Regions from separate parts of the Homo sapiens genome. Here region 2 is linked to region 1. Evidence: read pairs that join two places in POLR2A ChIA-PET (ENCODE). Cell type or tissue: PC-3. All regions are shown on one strand. Region 1 overlaps DDX55 (DEAD-box helicase 55). Region 2 overlaps KMT5A (lysine methyltransferase 5A).

Evidence for each region. ChIA-PET counts read pairs that join two places held together with the same protein. Peaks named below come from ENCODE experiments on the same cell type or tissue, not always from the same donor. Only the 100,000 strongest peaks of a DNase experiment are listed, where the experiment ranks them.
Region 2: POLR2A ChIA-PET joins it to region 1 with 8 read pairs; 10 of 35 experiments call an interaction of 5 or more read pairs at or near these places.

Annotation. Positions count from the first base shown.
Region 1 is chr12:123,613,490-123,615,989 of GRCh38, reverse strand. DDX55 (DEAD-box helicase 55) reads right to left here. Exons shown (of 14, transcript NM_020936.3): 9 at 674-805. It overlaps LOC105370041 (a long non-coding RNA gene), which reads left to right. Exons shown (of 3, transcript XR_945475.3): 3 at 2,025-2,500. Among named protein-coding and RNA genes, the nearest start is that of SNORA9B, 2.0 kb to the left of the region's middle. In PC-3, no CTCF peak of the experiment used is centred here; a DNase peak (open chromatin) is centred at 1,329.
Region 2 is chr12:123,395,893-123,398,392 of GRCh38, reverse strand. KMT5A (lysine methyltransferase 5A) reads right to left here. Exons shown (of 8, transcript NM_020382.7): 5 at 1,961-2,048. Among named protein-coding and RNA genes, the nearest start is that of KMT5A, 13 kb to the right of the region's middle. In PC-3, no CTCF peak of the experiment used is centred here; no DNase peak of the experiment used is centred here.

The sequences.
Region 1 (2,500 bases):
TTGTTTTTGAGATGGAGTCTCACTCTGTCACCCAGGCTGGAGTGCACTGGCGCAGTCTCGGCTCACTGCAAGCTCCGCCTCCTGGGTTCACACCATTCTCCTGCCTCAGCCTCTGGAGTAGCTGGGACTACAGGCGCCAGCCACCATGCCCGACTAATTTTTTGTTTTTAGTAGAGACAGGGTTTCACCACGTTAGCCAGGATGGTCTTGATCTCCTGACCTCGTGATCCACCCGCCTCGGCCTCCCAAAGTGCTGGGATTACAGGCGTGAGCCACCGTGTCCGGCCTTAAGCCACAGACAGTTTCTACCCAGACAGGACAAATGGATTTGCTCCTTGCTGCTTGACAGTCATCACAACCTTTCCCTGGACCGGGCACAGGGCAATCTGGGAGTGAAGACAATACACAGGACTCCTGTGTCACGGAGCCTGCTGTCTAGCACAGAAGTTCAGTAACTAGGGAAATGACATAGCAAAAGGCAAAGCAATTGGAACAGGGCAATGGAGGCTCGGGGTGTTTACAGAGATGTGATAACCAGATTAGAGAGGGAAGAGGGTTCCAGGCAGGAAAGACAACACATGCGGACAGCACAGGCTACTAGAGAATGGGGCATTTGGGGACCTGAAAGAGCAGTGTGGCAGGAGAGCTGCTACCTTCAATGAAGCCCACCCACCTTTGCAATTTGCGGAACTCCATGAAGATCTTATTGCGTTTATATTTCATCTTTCCGTGAATGCACATAATCTTCACGCCCTTCACCAGCACTTCCAGAGCCTTCCCATAGTATTCCACACAGGCACAGGTGCTGCAAGAGGGACAGAGGGCTTAGAGTCATTGGCCACTTTGGTCCTTCTACAACCGGGAGAGGGGAACAGTGAGCAATAGCTGCAGCAGACGCAACCTAACTACAAGCCCTCCCTAGGGGAATGACAAGGAAAATGGCAGTGGAAATCATCCACAACTGAGTTCTCAATCTGTAATCCTCTCAGCCAATGAAAGGCCAATCTTTTGACAAAATCCCTTAAACATGAATTAAAACCCCCAAGGACATATTTTACTGTCTAAAGATGTTCTCACGGGAAATCTCCCTGACCCCGAGAAAGGAATTAAAGTGAAACAGTCATTCAGAACAAAAGCAATGACATCTTAGCCACAAATAGTGTTACAAGATTTAAAAACATTTCTGCTTTCCGTTTAGGGAACTGCTTCTTTCCCAATTAGCAGGATTCCCAAGGGCTCAGCAAATAACCCAAGCTAGGCCAGTCAGATCCCTTCTCCCAGATATTTGGGACTTGGAGCTGAGTCATCCAAAGACAAAAAGGGGTTGGCAGTCATCCCAATAAAGATATGCCCTAAAGAGATGGCCCATGAACTCCTGCCAGGGAGCCTCCTTCCCTGGGAGCTGGACACTCAACATTCTCTGAATCTGTGAGCTCCTTACCCGGCACCCTTCTAATAAAGTTCACCCTGGACCCTTTTCCTTAACTGGAAGCATTCCCAAGTGACTTCCCATCCTTTTGCAGATGAGGGAACTAAAACTTACCAGAGACACAGAGTAAGTGGCAGAACCAGAACCCAGGTCTAATGCTCCTCCCACTAGACCAGACTACTGCACTACTGCATTCCAGTTTGGGCTAACTCTTGTCTACTTCAGTCCCTCCACCTGTGCTGTGACCGCTCTTTTCCACCTTGAGTCACATAGTATGTAATGAAGTGGTGTTTCACACACTAAGCCTCACAACCCACAGACCTGGTGGGTTCTGAAATCAATTTAGTGGGTCTCGACCAGCATTTTAAAAAAATTAACAGCTGGAGTAGAACAGAATAGAAAACATCCCACCTAGCAGGGTGCAGTTTCATGAAAACCTTTGTTTTATTGTCTTGTTTGGGTGTGTACCAAATTGTACTTCTTACTGTGGGTCATGGTCAATATTGCATTTTATTTGTAGGATAACAGATAGAAAAGAAATTATAAATATAAATATATAAATAAATATAAAATTATTTTTTATGTACTACTAAAGATCAACACATTTATCTCTGGAGAAAAGGGGAAAAGAACCAACCAGTCCAAAGAACATATGCATCTGTCCCTACGCTGCCTTCTGACCACAGGACAAAACCCCACTGTGGCGGACTCCATGGGTGGCTGATAAACACTATTCCCAACCACTTCTTGCTTCACTGGCCACTACTACAGAGGCAGAAAAGCTGCGCACTCATTTTCTCTGCTGCTCTTGAAGTGAGGGGCCACCACGTGACCCACTTTTGGCCCCTAAGATGAATTCACAGCTGAAGTCAACTAGGGCAGAGGGGTTTCTGAAGAAGCTCTTTGCTCTCCTGATTAAAAGGCATGGATATAGCTAACATTGCCCTAAGCCCCCTCTGCCTTTCCCCCCTTATCTTTCTTCAGTGGAGACATGACAGGGTGTAATAGTGGTCATCCAGAATCCATGAGGTGACACATAGGAAGAGAAGACCAATCACATCAACATTGACC
Region 2 (2,500 bases), 220 kb after region 1:
CAGAGGCCCTGTGTGTGGGCACACCGCAGCTCCAACCCTGGCTGGGAGGTGTCTGGGATTCTGTGGTCTGGCACCACCTCACCATCTGCAGTGCTGTCTTTTTTTTTTTTTGAGACGGAGTCTTGCTCAGCCACCCAAGATGGAGTGCGGTGGCGCGATCTCGGCTCACTGCAACTACCGTCTCCTGGGTTCAAGTGATTCTCCCATCTCAGCCTCCCAAGTAGCTGGGATTACAGGCACCTGCCATCATGCCTGGCTAATTTTTGTATTTTAGTAGAGACAAGGTTTCACCATGTTGGCCAGGCTGGTCTCGAACTCCTGACCTCAGATGATCCGCTCACCTGGGCCTCCCAAAGTGCTAGGATTACAGGTGTGAGCCACTGCACCTGGCCCAGTGCTGTCTTTAAGAGTGACCTAGCAGGCCGAGCACGGTGGCTCACGTCTGTAATCCCAGCACTTTGGGAGGCTGAGGTGGGCGGATCACCCGAGGTCGAGAGTTCGAGACCAGCCTGACCAACATGGACAAATCCAATCTCCACTAAAAAAAAAAAATACAAAATTAGCTGGGCGTGGTGGCGAATGCCTGTAGTCCCAGCTACTCAGGAGGCTGAGACAGGAGAATCACTTGAACCCAAGAGATGGAGGTTGCGGTGAGTCGAGATCACGCCATTGCACTCCAGCCTGGGCAACAAGAGCAAAACTCCATCTCAAAAAAAAAAAAAAAAAAAAGTGACCTAGCACAGCCTCCCACTGCTGACAAATGTTTTAAACAGCTCATTCTTGGCTGAAAGACATTGCCTTTTTCAGGCAATAAAACCAAAGCTGCTCTCTGTGGGGAAGAAAATGGACCTTTTTAAAAATTTTTTTTAAATGAAGCTTCATCAATTAAAAGAAAAAGAGAAAGAATACTAGACCACTGTGTATCTGCGCATTTAACATCAAGAACGCTGAAGGAGTCCGCATGAGGGCTGAAATGCTGAAACTGCCAAAGCCGGGGTCCCCACCTCTCTGTGTAGGATGCAATCCTGAGCACCTCTCCCAACCCGGTGGTCACTGTGGGGGTGAGGGAGAGCAGAGGGGCAGCCCCAGGTGTCCCTGAGGGGGAAGAGCAGAGGGACCTGCCATGCCCTGCGTTTCCTTCACAGAAAGGCAATAACCACACCTCACTGCAGCAAATATTGACTGCCTGCCGCATAGCTCAACCCTCTGCAAACATGGCAGCGGAGGCCCGCATAGGCCAGCTGGCCTTCCAGCCGGTGCTGCTCACTGGTCTGCAGGCTCCTAGTATGGCAGCAGCGTGGGAAAGAGCAGACGGGAGTGACAACACTGAGGAAGCAGAGGTGGCGATAGTAACAGTTAGCTGGCACTTACTGAGTGCCAAGCATGGTTCTAAGGGTTCCTCTTGCATGACCACATTTATTGAATGCTCACCACAGCTCTAGCAGGTACTACATTATTGTACCATTTTACAGACTGGAGAGCCAAGGCATGGACAGGGTAAGTGACTGGCCCAAGGCTACGCAACCAGCAAGTGGCCCCAAGCCACTGCTGTTTAACACCCTGGGCCACAACATGGAAACTTCCAGAAAACAGACAAGAAAAGCCTCTGAAAGAACAGGCAGCCTTTCCCACAGTCCCAGGCTCCCAATGGCTCTGCCAACAAGTCCTGGAAAATCCACCTTCAGAGTCACACCTGGCTTTCCCTGCCACATGCTACAAGTCACAAGGTTCCTTCACACAAGTGTCTTAACCAAGCCCTGCAGTGACCCCAGCAGAAAGGCAGGACAAGCTTTGTGAGGATCCCCGATAGATCCAGGAGAAAACCAAGTCCAGAGGGGCCAAGAGACTTGCTCCAAGATGACGAAAACAAGGCTGAGGACACACACATACGCACACGCCAAGCACTGCTTGGTGGGCCACCCTGCCCCTCCACAAACTGGAATTTAAAGCACGTGACTACCTGCAGCTCGGCTTTGCTCTTCCTGGAGCTCCTTCGGACAGGGTAGAAATCCGTAAGTTTGCGATTCTGTTGCGTTTTTCCTTGAGCTCTGGGTAAGAGGGGAAGAGGAGAAAATAAATATCAGGACTGAAAACCTGGAGGCACACAGCTCCTTAGAAGGCACACACCGAGGAGGCACACAGCTCCTTGGAGATGATGTCACTTAAACACCTTTGTCCACTGGAGCCTGCAGGTCACTCAGTCACCTGCCCATGAGGGCCTCAGAGGAGTTTCAAAGACGGGCTGCTGGCTGGGCGCAGTGCCTCATGCCTGTAATGCCAACACTCTGGGAGGCTGAGGCGGGAGGATCACTTGAGCCCAGGAGTTCAAGACCAACTCAGGCAACACAGCAAAACCCCGTCTCTAAAAAAAGGAAAGAAATTAGCCAGGCATGGTGGTGCACACCTATGGTCCCAACTACTCGGGAGGCTGAAGTAGGAGGATCACTTGGTCCTGAGAGGTTGAGGCTGCAGTGAGCTACTGCACTCCAGCCTGGATGAC